Linked DNA regions of Mus musculus: region 1 is linked to region 2. The links are chromatin loops, found by intact Hi-C in ENCODE. Cell type or tissue: gastrocnemius. All regions are shown on one strand. Links, peaks and the distances in the headings refer to the core of each region. The heading gives the core; the rest is flanking DNA.

Region 1 (10,957 bases), core at 1,876-9,875, 140 kb after region 2:
GCGGCTCATGTGCTACTCCAGTGTCTCCATGGTGATTGTTACCTGGGGCTTGGCTTATACTTCTATTAGGATATTTTTTCTTTGGGGCTTGGAATATATGATTTTTTTTTTTTCTGCACACACCACACACACACACACACCATCAGTCAGGAAGCAAATGAACACAAGATGGAAGAGGAGAATGCCCTACCTGAAGCATAATCCCAGCACATCTCTCTCTCTCTCTCTCCTCTCTTCTTACACACACAGATCAAGCAATGGGTAGTCCACTTCAAGAATGGTGCCCCAGTGTTTCCTTATTTACTAGGGCATAGTCTGACCACCAGCAGGTTGCTGTACACAATAACTTCCTTTCTTATCCTGGGGTTTCATCTGACGGCCATTCTGGTCTCCATTTTGCTTTTGTATAGACAGCCTCTCTGACAGCTGAGATCCTCTCAGCTTCATTCATTCTCTTTAGCCTTGTAGACACGACTGGCCAGCACAGCAAAAAGCCCCACAGACGAGGTACCTGGGCTAGAGCACAGGCCACACACTAGCAGTGCCCCTCACACAGAGACCTGGTGAGTGCTCTAGAAATCAAGTAATCCTGTTCCTTTCTGCCTTTCAGCTTGGTCATGAGCAGGCAGTGGTCTTAGCAAATATTAACAATCCAAATGTCAAATGCTGTGTGGTGGTACACACCAACAATCTTAGCACTTGGGAAAGTGGGTTGAGAGTTCAAGGGTTATTCTTAGCTACGCAATGAGTTTGAGGCCAGCCCAGGGACACTCAGAAACTCTGTCTCAATTACTCTAAAAGGGTTAAATAACAAACATAAATATGACCACTAATCAGAATTAAGATTGTTTCTTCCGTCTCTGTCCCTGAAAATCCTTCAGGCATCTGGGGTTCTAAAGCCAGGGCAGCCTCAAGTGAAGTGAGCAGACTGAATAGAGAGACAAACACAAAGTGCCCTTTTCAATCTGATAAGCTCACAGAAGTTCTGTCACACATTGCCATTTTTTTTTTCCAGGAATGAATTATTGGGTTTTTTTTTTTTTTTGAGCCTTGTAATTTGTCCATTAAGTAGAAAAATGCCCAGAAGACCTCGCTTTTATTTACCAGCTGACCCGCGACCTTAATGAGGCTTCGCTAAAGGGTAGGATGGAGAGTTTTATTTGTCTTTGTCTTGTGTTTGGGGTTAAAAAAAAGAAGAAGAAGAAAGAAAGAAAAAGAAAAAGAAAAAAAGGAGAAGCTGCCTCATTCAACAGTCTTTTGGTCCCTAAAATAAACCCCACTCCCCCTAGCAGTGCTATTTACTCAATCTCCGGGCTACTAAGTGTAGGGGTGGTCCTTGTTGACTTAAATGAGTCCCTGCAGCTAGGTGGGGCTCTCTGGAGTCCTTAGTCATGTGAGGTTGCCAGGGTAACTTAACGTCTCCAGCGCTGGAATGCTTTAAGACGTACAAAGAGGAGACTACAGAGCGCATTACAACTTACAGTCATGTGTTCAATAACATGTCATCTTTTCGTAATGGGGCTTTTATTTTTACTTTATTTTGTGGGATTGAAAGATCAGAAGCCGGAAATTAGCTGGAAAGGATAAAGAAAAGGAGAATTTAAAGGGCCGGGCTGGGGGCAGGGTGTATTTCTGTTCCTTATGTGGGTAATGGCTGAGCAAGAAGAACATCTGGCCTGAACGAAGCAGGGCTCACTGCAGTGCTGCTTTTAATTACCCGGTCATTTGGTCTCTTGCTAGATTAGTGACTGTGGAAGCGACTCAGATCTCCAAACTGACAGGCCGGGAGAGCTCTAACTTAGCCTGCCACATAGTCAGAGGGGAAATGCGGAGCTTCCGGTTTCATATTTAAACCAGAATTGACTCATAATTGTAGCTGTCAGGAGGGTGATGGAGACATTATGTAATCTGGTTCTTCTGGTGATATGTGTTTAAGGTTTCTGCTCTGTAAATTCCAGGGGAAATTTTGTGCCCATTGAGGGAGATCTTGCTGACTGCTCTGTGGTGTGGCCAGGCAGGGTAAGGATAGTGCTATCAAAGGTTCCTGAGTCTGCCTGAGTCCAAACATGAATGAGTCTTCCTTCTAAATGGTCTTCCTGGTTTTCTGGAGACAGTTAAATGTGGATGAGGTTAGGCAAAATCTGGCAAACTTTGAACACTCTGGTTTAGTGGGAAATTTAATAATGGCAAAACATTCAAGTCTGTAACTCCTCCCCACCCCCACCCACCCCCCTTTTTTTTTCTGGACCACATAGCTGCCTTTACAGCTTCCTGTCATTTGTAGCTTCAGAAATCTGGAAGTGGCCACCAGATGCTTCTGGAAACAAAGCTCTGGGGCTGTGGAGCATTTGTTCCGTTTTCATTCCATTTGCTACTTGCTTCTCAGGGCCTCTGGGGCCTTTGGGGATGAATGCACATTGATTGGAGGGAGCTAGGGGAGGCTTGAGATGGGTCCAGCATTTGCTGCCACCAAAAAACCCAAACAATAAGAATAGAAAAGAAAAAGTCAGAGGAGCCTGTTTAATGTGCTGCCAACATTTTTGCTAGGGGGAGACTTTTTCCCATTTGTTCTCTGTGCCCATATAGTATAAAGTCCGTGGATGTGATAAGAATTCATTGACAGAGAGCCATGCTCACACTGCAGAAGTAATAACAAAGATTAAATCAAAATGTAAAAGACAAGTGGTGTCAGCTATCTTGTTTCTGGAGAAAAAAAAAAAGAGAGAGGTCAGGGATGAAGAGGACCAAGCTGCTGACTTCCTCCTTAACTCTGTATATCTTTCTTCCTTCTCCTGGAGTATTCCCTATTCCACTAACACTTAGGGGTTCTCTGGCTTTTTATATCCATCAAAGATGATATTTGGTATGTTTAAAGTTAACATCATAACTCATCACCACCAGCAGCACCATATTGCTATCATCATCACTGTCATCACCGTCTCCATCATGAGCACCGTCATCACCATCACTGTAGCCACCACCACCATTACCACCAACATCACCATCACTATAACCATCACGATCATCCCCACCATCATCACCATCATTGTCATCATCACCACCATCACTATCACCAACACTGTAACCATCATCAGCACCATAACCATCATCACCATCACTATAACCATCATCAGTAACATCGCTATCATCATTGTCACTATCATCACCATCACCGTTAGTAACATTATCAGCACCTTTATTGTAACAGACTGGAGCCAAGTAGGCTCGGTCACAATTTTTGTGTCTTCCGGGGAAACAAAAGAAGAGCAATCAGGATATTTTCTCTTGAGCTTCAGAATGGAGTGTCCAACTTTGTAAGGTGGCAAGGCCAGTGCTTGACTGTCCTACCACCAATTTGGAATTTTTACTTAAGGTCATCCCATGGAAGATACGACTTGTGTTATATGATAAACTTCATTTGTCTTTCAACTTAATTACCCAGCTCTAAATATCCAATTGATCAGGGAAAGTATTTTAATAAAAATATGATATGCTTAAGACATTTATATATTTTTAATTTATACTATAGAAATATATACTTCCAAAAATAATTTAAGCCTTTCCCTGTTTCTTCACAACCTCAGGCTGAGACATCTTTAGTAGGAAACAGTGCACACGTGACAACTTGATTTCTTCTCTCCCGTGAGGCTGAATTTTTATATGAATATTATACAGTCACTGTAGCTGGTAAATGATAAGGTGACTGATGGATGATGCGTGGATGGGTAATTTCATGAGCTGTCTAGCCTGAGTTTATTCATTCTCTTAGTCATCGAAATGAAGAGATTTGATATAATTCCTATTGAGATACTTCAGGGACAACTATCCTTATAATGGATTTTTTTTTCTGTCAGAAAGTTAGGTGCTGCTCTGTCTGTCCTTATTCTGCTTATATTAGAAACTGCGGATGGACTAGGGAGTCCTCCTTCAATCAAAATCTATAGAAAACAACAGTTGATGGCACCATGACGTCATCCTGGGGACATGCATACATGAAGCTAAGCATTGGACCTGGTTGCCAACACAACATTTGTCCTTGCAGTCTCTCCCATTGCTTCTATCCCACTCCAGTTTTCATCTTCTTCAAGGAGAGGATTATCCAGGGGACCAATGACGAGAACTAATATTAAACTTTGATTTAAAAAGACTAATAAATCTTTATCTCACATGTTATCTGATACTTAGGGTCAAAAATAAATATACATTAGTGGAAGCTTGCTTCCCTTCAACCTTTACAAACTAGTTTACCAGCATATCTCAAGTTGCCCACAAACTATTTTCAGTTTTTTTTTTTTTTTTTTGGGCCTACAAACAAAGTTCAATTTCTCATGAAGATGTTGAAGATTTATCACAATCTGGTTCCAAATTATCCTTCTAGGACCCCAAGCCTGGTACCCTGTGGCCCCATGAAGGCAGAGCACCCTTGAGAACATCCCCACCCAGTGGCATGGGGCCTGGGCAGGTAGATCATGCCCAAGACAACCCCTGCTTGATGCTACATGCAGGGCAGTATATAGCACTCCTAAGATGACCTAGATACCCAGAGGCTCCAGGGGCTACTAAAGTGAGCAGGAAAGTGGTGGAGAGATGGAAGAGAAAGAGAATGTATGCCCAAGGAAAAGAGGCAAAACTGGAGACTCATTGGGAGTGAGGAATAGCCTGATGTGAGTAAGCTGGCAATGCGCTTAAGCCATGGTGAGGTTCTGGCCCATGCTGTCACCGAGTGCCATGTCTGGGTCTGTGACCCTACAGCAGCAGAGGTCTGTTACCACCAAAGGCCAGGAGTATGTTCCTGGTCTGGGCTCCCATCCGGACTGCCACCCTGTCTGAGGGCCGTGTAGTGCTGATCCCATTCCTTGCCTGGTTATCATGAAACAGCTGGTCTCAAAGGCAGGAGAGCTGCCCCTGCCCCTCACCGGATGCAGTACGCAGAAGAGTGGGGCTGTACCTAGCCCATGAAGCACAGTAGAGCTGGTCTTGGTTGCAGGTGTTGTGGGCATGTCTGTCTCAAAGTGTGAACTTGGAAGAGCTGACCCTGTCACTGTCTGTTGAACGAGTGGTGGCCTGGATTGGGGAGAGATGGCCTCCCCACCCTTGCTGCACACCACCTGAAGCAGGCAGGAGAGTTGCCCCTGGAGTCATGAGAGTTGGAGAGCTGGCCCTGCCCCTCACTGGCTGCAGCATTCAGGAAAGCAGGCCCTGCACCTTAAGTGGGCAGCACAGTGGAGCTGGCCCTGGTGGTGTGGTGTGATGCCTGAGAGCAGGAGGCTGGCTCTGCCTCTTGCCAGCTGTAGCATTGGAGGAACCAGCTGGTGCAGTGCTGTAGAGCTTGCCCTGGTGATGTGGGTGCAGGAGAGCTGGAAGGCTGACCAGCTCAATCACTCCCAGGTCCAGAGCCAGGGCTTTGGCCCATCCCAACATCTACCCCATCTATGAATGGCTGTAAGTGTGTAAAGAGGCCCATTCTATAGATCCAAAACTACATGATCTCCATGATCCAGGGCAGTAACAGAATATTGGAGAGGAGTCCTGATATGGATCCAGCATTGATAGAGTAACAGAAATCAGAGGCCTTGAAACAGATCAATGACTCATTGCCATGAATATTAGCAAATAAAGACATGTGAACTGAGCCGGTCGTGGTGGCACACGCCTTTAATCCCAGCACTTGGGAGGCAGAGGCAGGCGGATTTCTGAGTTCGAGGCCAGCCTGGTCTACAAAGTAGAAAAAAGTTTGTCGAAAAACAAAACAAACAAACAAACACAAAAAGAAGTGTGAACTGAAGGGTGAACTGGATGATATACTGTGACATACTGCAGCTTCCACAGGGAGATTTTTTTTTTCCTTTTGGGTGGAGAGGTTGTAAGAGCAGAGGGTGGGTATAAAAGGATGGGAAGGTGACAAGGATTGGGGTGCACGGTGTGAAATTCACAAAAATATCATTAAAGGGTTGGAGAGATGGCTCAGTGGTTAAGAGCACTGGAGATAATGGTATCTCCAGTGGATCACAAAGGTGGTTTTCCCAGGGCGAGGCTCACTCATTGCACTTTGGGGTGTGCTGACCCCTGCAATTTCCTCAAATGCGGGAAACTCGACTGCATAATTTGTGGTAGTAAAAAAGAAAAAGAAAAAAAAAAAAAAAGAGCACTGACTGCTCTACCAGAGGTCTTGAGTTCAATTCCCCGGCAACCACATGGTGGCTCACAACCATCTGTAATGGGATCTGATGCCCTCTTCTGATGTGCAACAGTGTACTCATATATATAAGATAAATCAAAGGAACAAGCACATCCAAGACTCGTCCATTAAAAAAAAAATCAATAAAAAATTAAATAAGAAAAAAGTATCCCTGTAATGTGATTTCCTATTGCTCACAACCTACTTATTTTAATTGTATTTTCTTGATTTTACAAATTGTGTGCTACACATCAATTGCTTTAAATGGCTCTATGCTTGCATATTTTCTTTCTTTCTCTCTTTCTTTTTCTTTTCTTTTTTTTTTTTTTTTTTTTTTTTTAGGCAGGGTTTCTCTGTGTAGCCCTGGCTGTCCTGGAACTCACTCTGTAGACCAGGTTGGCCTCGAACTCAGAAATCTGCCTGCCTCTACCTCCTGAGTGCTGGGATTAAAGGCGTGAGCCACCACGCCCAGCGGCATATTTTCTTTCTTAAGATACTTCATGTTCTACTTACTTGCTGTTTTTGTTGTTGTTGTTTTGTTTTTTGGTTTTTGGTTTTTGTTTTTGTTTTTGAGACAGGGTTTCTCTGTGTAGCCCTGGCTGTCTTACTTGCTGTTTTAATTAAGTAACAGACACGAACAACTTAAGAGGAGGTTTGTGGATGACTATTCTTCCATTTCCATAGTATTAAAAGGACAACCTGCTCAGGGTTGCAGAGAGTTCAGTCTATGATTGTACTTTGGCAAAAGTCAAGGCAGTGAGAATTTGTGAGCTTTCTTGCCTCATTGAAACATGTGGCGATCAGAAGATAACCCATGAGAATCAGTTCTCTGCTCCCACCATGTGGATCCTGAGGATCAAACTCAGGCTGGCAGGCTTGGCAGCTAGAGCCTTTCTCTACTGAGGCCTCTTATCAGCCCTAGTAACAGGTACTCAGAGTAGTTAAGTTTCTCTTAAAGGATGGAAAAGTGGTCCTGATGACAGTTGACACCTTTAATAGATTGCACAGTTGTTTCTTCCTAAAATTGCATAACCTAGGGCTTACTTCCCATTCGTGGAACCCTAAAAGAACCCATGAAGAGGGTGCTAGCCATATGGGGGCAATAAGGGCTGTTTGATTCTCACTGTTGCTGGCATAGGGATGAAGGTAAAGGCGAATCAATTTATTTTCTGGGTTCGATGTGGCCTGCACATTGCAGTCACAAGTTGTTGCCAGCTGCTCTTAGAACCTCAGCACCTTTCCTTTCTGACTGGTTTGTCTACCTTGATTCAGCTATGGAGGAATGGACCATACTGAGCAATGGGCTTCACCATGGTGTGAGCTTTAGGCTCCACTATGAACCTACCCCTTATCCTGTCCAAACACACAGTTCTTTCTCTCTCTTTCTCTCCATCCCCCGCCCCCCCCCCCAACTCCTCCTTCCCTTTCTCTGTCTTCCCCACCTTCCACCTTGTCTATTCTCTGGGAATTCTCCCAAGTCCACCCTGGAATTTCTCCAAATTTCTATGGAACTTACATTTCCATGGTCACTCATGACTCATTACATTCTTCCCCAAATGTGCACAAAAGGAATCACAAACCCCTTAGGAGTATAATTGTCTGCTCAAGGTTTTGGAGACATGAACAGACAGGCATTCATGTTGTAACTAAACAAAGAGTTTCAAATTTAATTTCATAGATCTCTCTTTTCAAGATGTTTCTCCACTGGCTCTCCCTTAGAGAACATCCACAGGTCACTCAGCCGTATAATCCCCATTTATAGCAACCCCTTCCACATTTTCTCTCCATGTTCCTTATGTCTCGGTGCCAATGTGCTCTTCACTGCTGTGGTCTCCCTCTACTTCCCTCTTCTTTCTTCTTCTCCCTCCTTCTCCCTCTCCTTCTTGTCGTCCTTCCCTCAACCCACTTCCTCCTTTTGAGATAGGGTCTCAGGAAGCCCAAGCTAGTCCTGTGGAGTTGAGGATGACCTGGAATTTCTTAGGGTCTTACCTTCATCTCCTGGTTGATGCATATCTGGGGATTTGTAGGTTAGCACTCTACCAACTGAGCTACAACTCTAGCCCTAGTATAGAGGATCTTAATTATCCCCTTTCTCTTTTATACCAAGACTATTGTAGCTACCTACTCATGCCTTCAAGGTCATACCATCTTGTCTCAGTGGATAGTTCCCCAATGAGGATGCTGCTGTACCTGTTAAGAAAGTAGCAACAGTGCTGAGTAGCTATGGCAACTGAGTAGGGGCTACGCATTTGTTCCTTCCATGAGAAGCTCTTTATGTGGGTCTCATCTAGCCCTTCCCACAAGCCAGCGGGGCAGTCCAGCATTGTTAGTCTCATTTCAAAGAGTTGAAGTCAAAGAGCAGAAAGGATTTTTTTTTTTTAAGAAAAATTTGAAAACTTAGTACCTATGGGGTTCTTAGATACCAGGCAATATTTTGTTTTGTTTTTGCATTGACTCATTGACCCTCTACCAATTAGTCATTCTCCTTTCAAAGATAGTAACATTTCAAAACAAAAAGCATAGGTCATTTACTCAAATTCACACAATGATTAATGAGTGGGACTCCTAAAGGTATTGACTTCAAAAAAAAAAAAAAACCCAACACAACTTTAAAAAAATGTTTATTCTGAGTCAACTATGAGTGAACAGGAATTTGAGTTATTCTAAAGGATATGTTGTATTATGGAAAAGTTTACATGTATGTCTATAGTCTCAGGAAAGGGAGTAATGAGTTGATATGTTTATAAACTAAACAAGTAGAGTTACTAGGCAGGTGGGCCGTAGCAAGGCCGGGAAATCTGTAGAATTGGGGGTTGTCTTTCTTCTTTAGGGTTGAGGAGGTTGCGTGAATGCAGCTCAGACCTGCATCCAAAGAGTGGCATCTGAAAGTGGAGAGGATGTTATGTCAGACACAGAGGCTCATGATACATGGCAATGAAAGAGGACCCAGGAGCGTCCCAGACATCCTGGGCTCTCAACCCGTAACACCCCACTTTTCTGTAGTAACTATCCTCCTCTCAGCTGATGTCGAGCAGGCTGCAGAACCTCTAAGGCAGGCATTGCTTCTTCAGGGATCATATCAGTTCACTGTGAAACCGGGTGGTGTGATTTGGTGCTCTCCTCCAAGTCTTCCGATCTGCATCCGTAACTCCTTTCCTAGAGCATCTTTCAACCCGTTATCACATTATAGATGCTTCACCCTCATCTCACTTTTTCTTCCCTGCATTGAATACTATCTGTTTCCCTCGTCTTTTCTCGGTTGTGGGAACAGTCGTGGAGGTCGCTCTGCCACCGAGCAACATAATGCTTATCCCCTCCCACCTTGTTTACCTCCCCAAGCTTTGGGACAGGTCTCAGTAAGTTGTTCGTGTGGACCTTGAATTGTGGTCCTCTTATCTTTAGCTTCCCAAGTAATAGGAATAGAGGCATGCTTACTGGACCCAGCTGTGTAGCGTGGTATAGATTGAATTACTTTTACAAAATGGAGTGTCAGTTCCTAGGGGAAGATATATTTCTGTCTGTTTTGCTCACTACTGAATTCCCAGGGGCTGATCTATGTCATGAAGTAAGTTCTCCACAAGTAGTTCTTGAGAAAGAATGTGTGGGGTTGCCGACAGGGAGGACGGCGCGTTCTAACCATGTCCCAGAAGTTACTTCGTTCGGTAACACTCCAGAATCTGTCCTTTCTTCTCCATTTCCACTTTCCTTCCCTTACTCCTTGAAGCAAAAGAGAAGCTGATTTTAGGTTTTAGTTACCTAGTCATGGGAGACCCACATTTGCTGTGACGTTCCAAGCAGAGAAGAGAAAAGGAGGTATATTCTCAGACAGTGAAGTCTGCAGAGAGCATTGCTTGCCGTCCTGTTCTCAGAGAGGAGGCTGCTCGTCAGGCAACACGAGGCCGTTGTAGGTGTTTAATTCTGGCAACCCTTCAGGAAATAGCCCTTTGAATAATGTGGAAGGGCTCTAAATAGGATCAAACACAGGTCCAGGGATCGAGCTCGTTATTTTCCTAGGTTCCAAGGACACAATACTTGACAAAGCAATTTATGGAAGAGTTTATTCAGACTCCAGCTTGAGGAGGACTCCGTCCCGGCAGGGAGGCATGATGGTGGAAGCGTGCACTGCTAATCACACTGCACCTACAAGTGCAAAACAGAGAGAGGGACGCTGCTGCCGAGCCAGCCTTCCTCTTTTCTAGTGCAAACCCCTAGCCCATGAAATGCTGCTACCCACTTTCATGGTATGCCTTCCCTCCTCAGTTAAGACTTTCTGGAAACCATAGACACACTTGGAGGTGTGTTTCCATGGTGATTCTAAATAAAGTCAGGCTGACAATGAAGATGTACCATCGAGGGAAACCTCCTCTCCAGGTCCTCCTTTCCCATGGGTAAGTTTAATCGTCTTCGTCTTGGTATCTGTGCCTTCCTTTTGAGGTTACTCCCCAATCCTAAAGAATAGTCCTTGATTTGCAAAATCACCCTTTACATTTCGAAGATGCAAAAACTGTGATCTTGAGAGCTTGTCTAGAGGGTTTAGTAGTCAAGGGTGGCTTCTTCTATACACCTGGCTGGAGGATGGTCTTCCTTTGTAGGGGCAGGAAGGCATCAGTGATCAGTGATCTTGGAGGGTTACACACATAGTGGTGATGGAGAAAGAGGAAGTTGGCCTACTCGGCCAGGTTAGCCCAATCAACCCTTGCAAACAGTGGGGTGACTAATGCCATAGTCCAAACAGCCTCACATTTGAGGTGACTATATTTCAAACAACTTCAGTGGGAA
Region 2 (10,957 bases), core at 914-8,913:
GGCCAGCCAGCGCCTAGAGATCTGACAAGTGTGTGGTTCTCATTTTCTCTGTGCTTTTGTACACCAGGGCCTGAGTGTGAAGCCCTACAGAAAAAAAGACTGTCAAAGCACCTCCCCCGCAGCCTGCCCTGAGGAAATAACGATAGAGACTGGAGAAAACCAGTGGGGCACCTACCACACAGTGACCTCCTAAGTGTGCACAGAGCCAGCTTATATTTGTTTCGGTTGTATTTTCTAGCAGTTGTGTGTCATATCCATCCTTTTTGGCTTAGCCCAGCAATCCCTAATCTATACCCAAACTCCCAGAGAAAGTGGCCTTTTACATGATTGAATGTGTTTTTGCTTTGATGCCCAGAATCTAGCCATCAGTACTTGTCTTTCTTATCCCTTTTGATCGTCCCAGGCCATCAGCCTGGCCTCGACTGTATCTATCTTGCACACTTTGCACTTTGGCTAATGTTTCTCTTTTCTTCTTGGTGCATGTAACATTTCTTTACTACTTGTATCTTTGTGCGATCTCTATTTTATCCTTTAAAGAGAAATGTTCTTAACTTTCCAGTATATGTTCTCAATATCAAATTAAGGATCCAGGAGGCTTTAGCTGGGCATAGTGATCGGTACTTGGAGATTGAAGCAGTAGGGGATGCCACCAGCTTTTAATCAGTCATGGTTTTACAGTGAGATGAGGTCCAACCTCGGTGCATGCACACTTGAGGCCAGACTGAGACGTCGATTTACCCCATCCTTCTCCCCGCAAAGAATAATAGAAAGAGACCAGTAAACTTATATCTTAAAATATACTGTCTTCCCTAAATATCTCGACAACGTTAGTAGATGGAAATCCTGTGTTATGAACTAGCTATCTGAAGGAAGTGCCTGTAACCTGAGGCATCATGTGTAACTCTAAACAGTAATTTAAAAAACACACACAAAATAATATCAGAGGAAGAAATGTGGTCACCTCAACTGAGCCCCATCGGACTTGAACATTTTCCTGAGCTTTCCATCCTGTAATGGTTAGGGTTAACTGTCCACTTGGTAAGACTAGACTCACTTAGGGGAGAAGCCGTTGGCACATAGTGAGGGATCATCTTGCTTAGATTAGTTGAAATGAGAAGGGCTGCCCACCATGCCCTGGGCTGGGACCCTGAACTGTACAAAACAAGAAAATGAACCGATCGCAAGTATTCACCATCTCTCTGCTTGCAAAGTACAGATGTGACGGAACCAGGAGCCTCAACCTCCGACTGCTAGGACTTGCTGGCCATGATAAGCTGGATCCTGAAACTGTGAGGGAAAAGAAACCCTTTCTCCCTTAAGTTGCTTTTGTCAGAGTCATTTCTCACAGAAACAGGAAAAAGAAACCAAGTTATACACAGCACTCCCAGGAGTCCCAGGGAGCAAAGAAAATGATACTAAATTGCTTTTTAAATTAGATCAAGTGTTCTTTATAAGCACTAGGAACTCTGTCATAAATTTCTGCAGTCAGAGGGCACCAAGTCTCCATGTCTACAAGGGACTACTGTTGGTAATTGAGAACATATGAATTCAGACCCTCTGCTGTATACCTAAATGTGCAGGCAGTAAACATGGGTTTGCGTATGCCACAATGACACCATGCCTCATGCATGCTTTATAGCAGTGTTTATTCTTTGAAACAGTCACATGGTAGTTTGTTGTTTGGGTATACAGGACATTACCTGCATCTGTTTATTGATCTGTTTCTACATCAATCTTTGCTTATTACTGTGTTCATCTTTTCCTGTCAGAAATAGCGCTTTGGTGAACACCCTGTAAACTTATCTTTAAGTATATTTATACTTAAAAGTAAAGATTTCTCTCAGGAAACTTTACATTAGTGGCATTCTTAAGTTAAAAGGAAGAATTTGTTCATTTGTTTGCTGACTTACTGTATTTTTGTGACAGGGTCTTGCCTTCTCTGTAGCCCATGGCTTTGAACTCCAGAGTCTATCTGCCTCAGCCTCCTGAATGTAAAATACTACAGCTGACTTGAGAATAAACATTTTAAAGATCCTCCCTCTAAAGTATGTCTTTTTTTAAACAATTATTTTCTCACTAGTAACAAATGACAGTACCATTTTCTTTATATTCACCCACATAAGGAAGGATAATGATATTTCTTAATTTTTATTAATTGTAACGCCCTACCCAAATACTCTATTGCTGGTTTTGTTTTTGTACTTCCCTAATTACCAGCTTTAATGTCGTTCATGTTTCTTCTTCAGAGAGCTCTATTATTTACCCTCTTCTTATGTATTTCTTTGCCTCAGTTTCCTGAGCTGTATCCTTAGCTTATAATAAACTAACCCCAGTACATTTGTTGTAATGTTGTCCCAGCACAGAGCAGTTTAGTCAGCTCCTAAAAGCTTGTACCCACTTCTTCTTTCCTGAAGCAGTAATGAACAATAATTCTCCAGAGAGATGCAGGTGGGCGTTGCTGGACTCTGAAAGTGTGCCACATAATCTATGCTGGTGGAAAGGAAGACCCTGTAATACCCAATGCTGTTGGCCGCTCGCCTCCTGCCCAGTCTCATTTGCTTCATCTCTGTTCATGTTCATCCCACCACAGAGAGAGACTCTTGGTATCGCCCTCATTTCAGTGGGAAGGAAACGAAAGCAGATGGAGGTTAAATAAGCTCGAGGAGGTTTCACAAGAAAGTCGCAAAGCTCTGCTTCAAAGTCAGGCCATCTGGCTTTGTAACCACAGAGCTAGGTCTTCATGGCCAGAGTGTAACTAAAGCAGTGTCAGAGGGGAAAGAAACCATGACAAGGGCACAGACAGAGAAAAGAGAAAAGTGAGGGCCAAGGAGGAAACCAGAAGGGAGAAGACAGTAGATGCTGAGAGGCAAGAGAAAGAGCAAGTGTCGCACCTCCCCCATGCTACAGTCCACAGAAATGCCAAGACCTGAACTCTTCCAAAGGAGGGTTTACACTTACACCTCACAGGCGCTATAGGTCTAATACAAGCTTCCTAAATAATTGGAAGTTTATACTTAAAAACATTCTGAAAGAGTCTAACTCATTCATTGGACCCACTTATCACAATAGAAAAGAAAATAGAAAACTACTTCATCCAAGTGGCACTCAGCTGGAAGCAGTTTCTTTCTGCCAGCCCCCACCACACACATACACACACACATACACACACACACACACACACACACACACACACACAGAGAGAGAGAGAGAGAGAGAGAGAGAGAGGACATTTGATGTTGTCTGGAAATATTTTTAGTTGTTCAGGGGGTGGGTGGGAGGGAATGTCACTGGCATCTAGTGAGAAGAGTCCAGAGACACTCCTAAAGACAGCCCCTCACTGCAGCAGCAAATTATCTGCCTGATGACATCAGCAGCATCAAGGATGGAACTACACCTTCTGAGAGACAGTGGTACTAGGCTCACTCTGATTGTATGGGAATTTGTCTCAAAACAAAGATTAAGGGACTCATAGAGCTTTTCTTTCTATCTATTTTCTGGGGTTTTTTTCTTTCAAATCCTTCCTGCCTGGCCTAAATTTGGACCACTCGTTTTAAAAATTAATGCAAAATAGAAGTAGTATAATAGCCTGAGCCAATGAATTTGGGTGCAGCTCCCTGCCAGCATTTCCTCTCTTTAGCCATGGAATTCTTTGGAGAGTATTTTGTGAATGATATTATTTGGATGTCTCTGTATAAAGCCATGGATTAAAATGAAACAGAGCAGATGTTAAGATAACAATAGCAAAAGGAAGAAGTTTTCTTCTATTGAAACTGTGAGAGGAATAATTATTACCCTCAAATTAGACTAGACTGTCTCTTGCCGTAACAAAACTTATTTTACAGATTTGAATATATGTCTTAACGTACCTATTAGTGATAGCCTAGAATATTCATATAGGGAATTTTAAAGAAGTATTTAGTGACTGAAATTTATGTACTATTTAAAATTTTGTTTGGTCCTACATGCAAAAGGTCATGAAACCCCATAAATATATTTAGCGAATGTGAAAACTAAGAACTCAGGTGAAGGGTTTGCCCAAGATTTCGTAAATGAGTCAAAAGCACAGTCGGGCTTGGATAAGTGCTCTTTGACTCTAGCCAAATCTAACATTATTAATACAGTATGATTTTGCCTACCCCAAGATCATTAAAAAATAAACGATATTTTCATTGATAACCTTAAAATAAATGAAGTAAATCAAGATACAAGTGGTATAAATACATTGCTCTAGTAATATATTATTTTAATTTTTAAAAAATTCTAAAGTAGAATTTTTTTAAATGAATGCAATGAAGAGCAAATAAAAATATAAGTTCTTATATTTTTTTCCTCTGTGTACCTCCTGAGACTCTTTCACCCTCTTTAGAAGATTACTGGAGTCATAGGGTCATTTGTTCTTTGCTGCATGTGTCAAATTAGGACATCTGTGTTTCTTCAGAGGCCCCATTAAATGTGTCTCCTTGACAGATCAGTGACAGATGCCAATCACAGTACAGACCTACACATAAAGACAAATGAGCCAGTAACAGGAGGCCATGGTTCTCAGCCACAGAATAGTGCAGGGTGGCAGGCAAGCCGGCCTTCTGCCTCTTCAACAGCCATCAGGATGAAAACTCAGACCCACAGCACAACATCAAAGGGTTCCCCGGACTTCATTACAAAGGCCTTTATCTCAGAGTCCCATGAAATAGGCTTCTGAATCCGCCGTTCCAGTGCTGCTTCCAGACAGTTTGTTAGGGTATGCAGTAAATGCAAAGGAAGATGCAAAGCTCTTCTGCTACCCAGTGAAGAGAATCTAGGGACATGAGCTGCGAGCATGAAGGCAAACTATAAACATCCTGTGTAGTTACTTGATATTGTTCAGCCTAACGTATTTCTAAAGTGCCTATTCTTTGTGCCTGGGCACTTTTTACGAAGACCTTTGCTTTGACCCTTTGTGAGGACAGAACCCTGTTTCAGACCTGGGACAAAGTTAACCAGTGTAGTATTCACCTCACATTGAAGTATTCAAGTGTGGCCTTCAAGCTCAAATTGAAGGAGGCAGTTGACAAATATTTTAACTCCTTTTTAAAAATTAAAAGTAAAGTTTAAAGAGAACACATGAAGCCAAATGTCAAAATGTTACATAGTAACAGGGAGGGTGCCTGCCTTCCAGCTCTCCCCGGATTGTGGAAATGGCTGCCTATTTTCTGTGTGTACTACACATTCACTTACAGATTACTACTTACACATTGTAGGACAATGCTTCCTTTAACTTCCTGGTATGTATCCTAATTTAAAGTATAGTTGTGGTCCCCATTCTAGGCGCTTTCCTTTGGGCAGACACTCTCTCTTTAAGTCAGCGTCTGTTAAATTGTTTTCTGTGGTATGGAATGCTCTTGTCCGCCTCCCCTTAAGCCTTCACAACCCTTCAAATCTTCAACACTTGGGCCTGAAAGAGATGTGTGAACGTATTGGACATAACCGTTTTTTATCTCAATTAATAGATAATTTATTTGCCAAGTGGCTGAATTAATTTTCTGACTAAGGCGTTTAATAGTAGCATAAGGATTCTGTAGTATTATGTTACATAAAGACTGGGGAGGCTGAAGAGGTAGGGAGAAAGTGGGCAGCCTTGTCTAGTCCCTGATTTTAGTGGGATTGCTTCCAGCTTCTCACCATTTACTTTGATGTTGGCTATTGGTTTGCTGTAGATTGCTTTTATCATGTTTAGGTATGGGCCTTGAATTCCTGATCTTTCCAAGACTTTTATCATGAATGGATCACAGGGCCCCCAATGGAGGAGCTAGAGAAATTACCCAAGGAGCTAAAGGGATCTGCAACCCTATAGGTGGAACAACATTATGAACTAACCAGTACCCCAGAGCTCTTGACTCTAGCTGCATATGTATCAAAAGATGGCCTAGTCGGCCATCACTGGAAAGAGAGGCCCATTGGACATGCAAACTTTATATGCCCCAGTACAGGGGAATGCCAGGGCCAAAAAATGGGAATGGGTGGGTAGGGAAGTTGGGGGGAGGGTATGGGGGACTTTTGGGATAGCATTCTAAATGTAATTGAGGAAAATACGTAATAATAAAAAATATTAAAAAAAAAAAAAGACTGGGGATGCATCAGCTCTCAGACTTAACTGGGATCATGGATCTGAAAGTCATCTGTCTTCCTATTTTATCCAATGACTATGTCCTCCTTCCCTCCTCCCCTCCTCCCCTCCTCCCCTCCTCCCCTCCTCCCCTCCTCCCCTCCTCCCCTCCTCCCCTCCTCCCCTTCTCCCTTCCTTCCCTCTTTCCCTCCTCCCCTCCTCCCCTCCTTTCCAGTTCTGTTTACCACTCATATCAAATTGCTGAGGGTGGCAACCAACAAGTTGCAGGTCTGTATAGTCTCAGCTTCAGACACCAGAAAGAGGCCAACAGAATCCTTTTCTCTCCAGTTCTGAAACTCCTTGAGAAAAACAAAGCTCTCCCATTGGCTCAGCTTATGAATGCCTCTGCCTGACCAACGTGTTGGTAAGTTGTGTGGTCTCATTGTAATTCCATGGATGCTAGAATTGGACAGGGGCAGTTCCCGTGCTGAGCCAGAGTTTCCATACTTGCCAAAGACATCACTTGGTCCATGCCCTACCTGTCCCAGTGATGGAAGAGTCTCAGGAGAGTGGGTTCCCCGAGGCCAGTGAGAAAGCCAGAACTGGATCGAAGGTGTCCTGAGGTTCAGGTACATGTGTCTTTGTTCAGTAGCCACCATAAACATTCACTGAGGACCACACCCTGGTTTCAGGTGGGCAAGGTGGCTGCAGTAAAACAAAACAAAACAAACAAAACAAACCACCAGCAGCAGAATGTCTGATCCTGCCTGTACTGCTTCTTAGATCAAACCAGTGCTCTTCTGATTCCCCTTATTCATAATCGTTCCATCGTCTACCCTCCACTCGGCCACTGCAGCAGTAGGCACTCAAGCCAGCACCTCACACATGCTTAGTCTAATGAGTCTTGTAGCCTCAGTGCTAGCCAGCTTCATACATATACACATATATATCTTTGTCATGGTCCCTAACCTTCCTTATTGGAAATGTCAGGAAGCACCCTGTTCCCTTGCCTCTCTATTGTGTCTCCACATGTCAACTGACTCCAATATCAGACTGCTCTGACAAGCAAGCCATGAAACCAACAGTAAACACCTACAGCTGAGGGTTTTTTTTTTTTAACCTATGGAAAGATGAGGACATTTACACAATGTGAGAGGCATATTGTAGGTAGAGCAGAGGAAAATGTACCTTTTAGCAGTAAGTATTATATTGCATCCAGTTGTAGGCACATTATAGGCAGCCAGGAGGAGAATACATTTTTACTTAGTAATTATTATATATCCCATCTAGTACTTTGCCTCAAAGAAAGAACATTTCTATTTAGAGACTGCAAGTTCTTAGAGAGTTGGTTATAAGGGCTAAGAGAGAAAGAGAAGAAAGTCATGTAGGCAATCAGCTTTTGGGTGACAGTCAGATGGCATAGCTTTCAGTTCCCAGCTTCTTGGTGCCTTAGCTTTTACTGTGTTCATTGAAGGTTTTCAGAAGTTGTGTAAGTAGAAATTTTATCCAGGTTTCAAAAAAAAAAACCTTTTCATAGCATTGCTCCAAGTCAAAGTGAAATATAACCCACACTTTACTCTCTGCATCAAATCCTTCATGATTTCTTTGAAAATGTGGTGGCTTTGTCTCTGAATAAATATTGTAAGGCTTTGCCCCTATCAAATAAGAATGTCTTTTTAGGTGGCTAAAACTTACCTTCCATTGACTTTACATAGGTAAACACCACACCTCAAAGTGACTTCTCTGGCCCACCTCATGGCTCTGGTATTGTAAATATGAGATAAACAGAAGCCGAAGTTCTCCACAAATGGTGCACAACAGAAATTTACAGAAAAGATAAGAAGATGTCTTACAAAAAAAAAAAAAAGAAAGAAAGAAAGAAAAAGAAAAGAAAGAAAGAAAGAAAGAAAGAAAGAAAGAAAGAAAGAAAGAAAGAAAAGAAAAGTAACTAAAAGTTACTTTTCAGTTTCTATGAAAAAGCACCAAAGCAACTTATAAAAGAAAGTGTTTAATCCGGGCTCATTGCTGAAGCGGGTTAGTCCGTGGCTGTTATGGTAGGAAGCATGGCAGCAGGCAGACCGGAATGGTGCGGAGCAGTGGTCCGTAAGGTAGATGACTGGGAATAGTATGGAAAGCCAATCTTAATGACGTACATCCTCCAACAAGGCAACACATCCCAATTCTTTCCAAACAGTCCATTAACTGAGGACCAAGTATTCACACCTATGCGCCTATGGGGCCATTCTTATTCAAACCACTACAGAAGAAAAGCTATCTTTTCCCTTATTGGATAACTCCTCTGTACCTGACTACTACATTTTCTTGGCTTTCATTAACTTCTTCATAGCCTGGCCATTTATTTAGGTCACTACAATTTTTTCTCATATCAGAGCACTTTTCAATCTGCTATCAGATTTTATTTGAAAAAAAAAAATCTTGAGCCCAGTAATTCCACACTACTGCTTTCCCTTGACTGCAGCTATATTCCTTGGTGGGTCCTGGACGAGGCAGCATGTGAAGTGTGCCAGTTCCCAGAGACAGCCAACCGTCTCTGCGGCTCAGCCTGGGTAGACATTCCTGGAAGCAACCACTCGGGAGTGCTACTTTTAGAAACAATAGCAGCTAAGATCCAAAGCGGGAGCCAGGACACGGGGCCTTATCTTTTCTAAGTCTCTCGAAGAAGCAGCTGTTTGAGGGCGCTTACCGAGTGGAAAGCTGAATGCTAGTCACCATGCAATATAACCATCAGTGTTTTTCCGTCATAAAAAGTGTGGAATGTCCATAGAGCTAATCTTTTGCTGTAGCCGGTTGGAAATAAGCATCAAAACCCTTACAACACACAGATTTTTATCTCAGTAAATCTTAACAATTTGTCCTGACCGTATAAACTTAGCTAGCACATAGGAAACACTCAATGAATGCTGATTATGAAGGTGATTATGAGTTATGAAGGTGGACTGTGTATCATGATTTATAATAGTGAAAACATACATTAAATGCCCCAGAAAGGTATATATATCTATAAATATCAGTTCTATAATACACTGGTAGGGAGTGATTAAACAATGTGCCAACAGTTGTCGGGTTTGGAGGTGCATCAGCATAAACCAAAGAACCTGTTGAGGGTAAAATAATCAGGTCCCACCCAAGATATTGTAACTATTGCTAGAAAGATCCATAATAGAAACGACTAGCGCTCATATGAACTCAGTAAGGGAAACATTAATTTTGCTTATAGTGTGATCCTTTAAAGTCAAATACGTGCCAGTATCTTTGTAACTTACCATTGCAGAGCTGGTCTACATGTGTAACTTAGTAATGTGATGCTCGCTTAGGCAGTGAAGACTGTGGCTCTGATCCTACATGCCACAGAAAAGAACAAGAAGGACGAAAGGGAAGGAGGCAACTGGCACCCATCAGTAGTTTCTTGTTTAATCAACTTTTATGTTCCTAACAGTCTTGTTTTAAAAGGCCGTTGTGGATCCTTCAGGTCACTGTAGCCAGGCTTGATTACTATCTATATGTTATTCAATGAGGTAGTTCCCCCACACCGATGGTATCATTATAAAAAGTCTCCTTCATCTTCTAATCATGTCATCCCCTCTCTTCTCCTCTGGGATTGTTCTTGCTACTTCTTATCCATCTCCTTATAGAATTTGCTTTAATATACAAGTGGTATTTCTTCCAAAGAAAGGGTCTGTTTGGAAAAGGTTTCACTTTGAGGGCTGTTTGCACAGTGAGTGCATTGAAGGCAGCAGACAGACTGCAGGTGAGCATTGCAAAAGCACTTCCCGTCCAGTCCATCTCTGGAGGTTGTTCCTGCTGTTCCAGCCCTCACTGTTTATCTGCAGGTCTGCGATTCAGAAGTGACTGAGAGCCCTGGTTCCTTTCCAGATGACACACCTACCTCAGAGAGCACCATGACCATCTGGGTGCATTAACATGGGGGATTCGAAGAGATTCACCTTTTTCTTTTGTGTTCCCAGTATTTACCACTGTTGCCTGAGGTCACAGATGGGGCCAATATAGCCTGACTCAGTGGGAGAGTTCATATACTGCATCTTAGGAAGTGTGCTGAAATCCTAGTTTCTTATCCTTCTTCAGGGAACAGCTTCTCCAACAACTGAAACAGACAAGAATGTAATGTTTGTTTGTGCCAAGCAGGGGTGGCTCTATCATTTTCCCTTAGTACTGAGTGATTTGCTTCTCTGTAAAGTAGTAGTCACCCTGCTTGGTTAATTGACTTTTCTGTTTTGTATGTAGGTATATGTACATGTGTGTCTAGGCACGTGAAACCCAAGGTTGATGTCTAGAACCATCCTCCATTGCTCTTCCAACTGATTCATGGAGGCAGAGTCTCAGTCAAACCCAGAGCTCACTGATAGCGTTAGTCTGGCTAGCCAGTTGTCTCTGTCTTCTGAAGCTGGAATTATAGATTCTCACACCTACCTGGTATTTCCATGGGTTCTACTTGCAGGTGGACATATATGTAGAGGGCAGAGGTTGTTGTCAGCTGTCTTCCTCAAGTCTCTGCCCCTCCCCCCGCCACACACACCCTTGTATTTAGAAACAGGGTGTTTCTCTGAGCCTGGAATTCACTCGTTTGGCCAATCGGGCTGGGCAGCAAACCCCAAACATGCTCTTATCTTCAACTCTGCAGTGCCCAGGATTAGAGGCCAGCTCCTTCACTAGGGTACTAGAGATCAAACGCAGGTCCTCATCGCTACATGGGAAGCATTTTGCTTACTGAGCCATTTCCCAAGCCTCTGTCCCTTTGTTTCTTCATAGAACAGCTTTTGAAAAAAAAAAAATCTCAGCTTTAACTCAGACCAAGAGGAAGAGAGCAAAAAAAATCTATAGTGTGCAGGATGTTGT

What was found. A loop is a pair of places that touch in the nucleus more often than their neighbours do. Peaks named below come from ENCODE experiments on the same cell type or tissue, not always from the same donor. Only the 100,000 strongest peaks of a DNase experiment are listed, where the experiment ranks them.
Region 1: it touches region 2 in a loop (1.8-fold over the local background); 6 of 42 quality-filtered maps call a loop at or near these places.

Annotation. Positions count from the first base shown.
Region 1 is chr2:116,963,203-116,974,159 of GRCm38, reverse strand. It overlaps the pseudogene Gm25514. Among named protein-coding and RNA genes, the nearest start is that of Gm46758, 52 kb to the right of the region's middle. In gastrocnemius, for the core only: no CTCF peak of the experiment used is centred there; a DNase peak (open chromatin) is centred at 5,207; H3K4me3 peaks cover 253 bases; H3K27ac peaks cover 808 bases.
Region 2 is chr2:117,097,247-117,108,203 of GRCm38, reverse strand. No RefSeq gene overlaps it. Among named protein-coding and RNA genes, the nearest start is that of Spred1, 18 kb to the left of the region's middle. In gastrocnemius, for the core only: no CTCF peak of the experiment used is centred there; DNase peaks (open chromatin) are centred at 2,542 and 4,565; H3K27ac peaks cover 560 bases.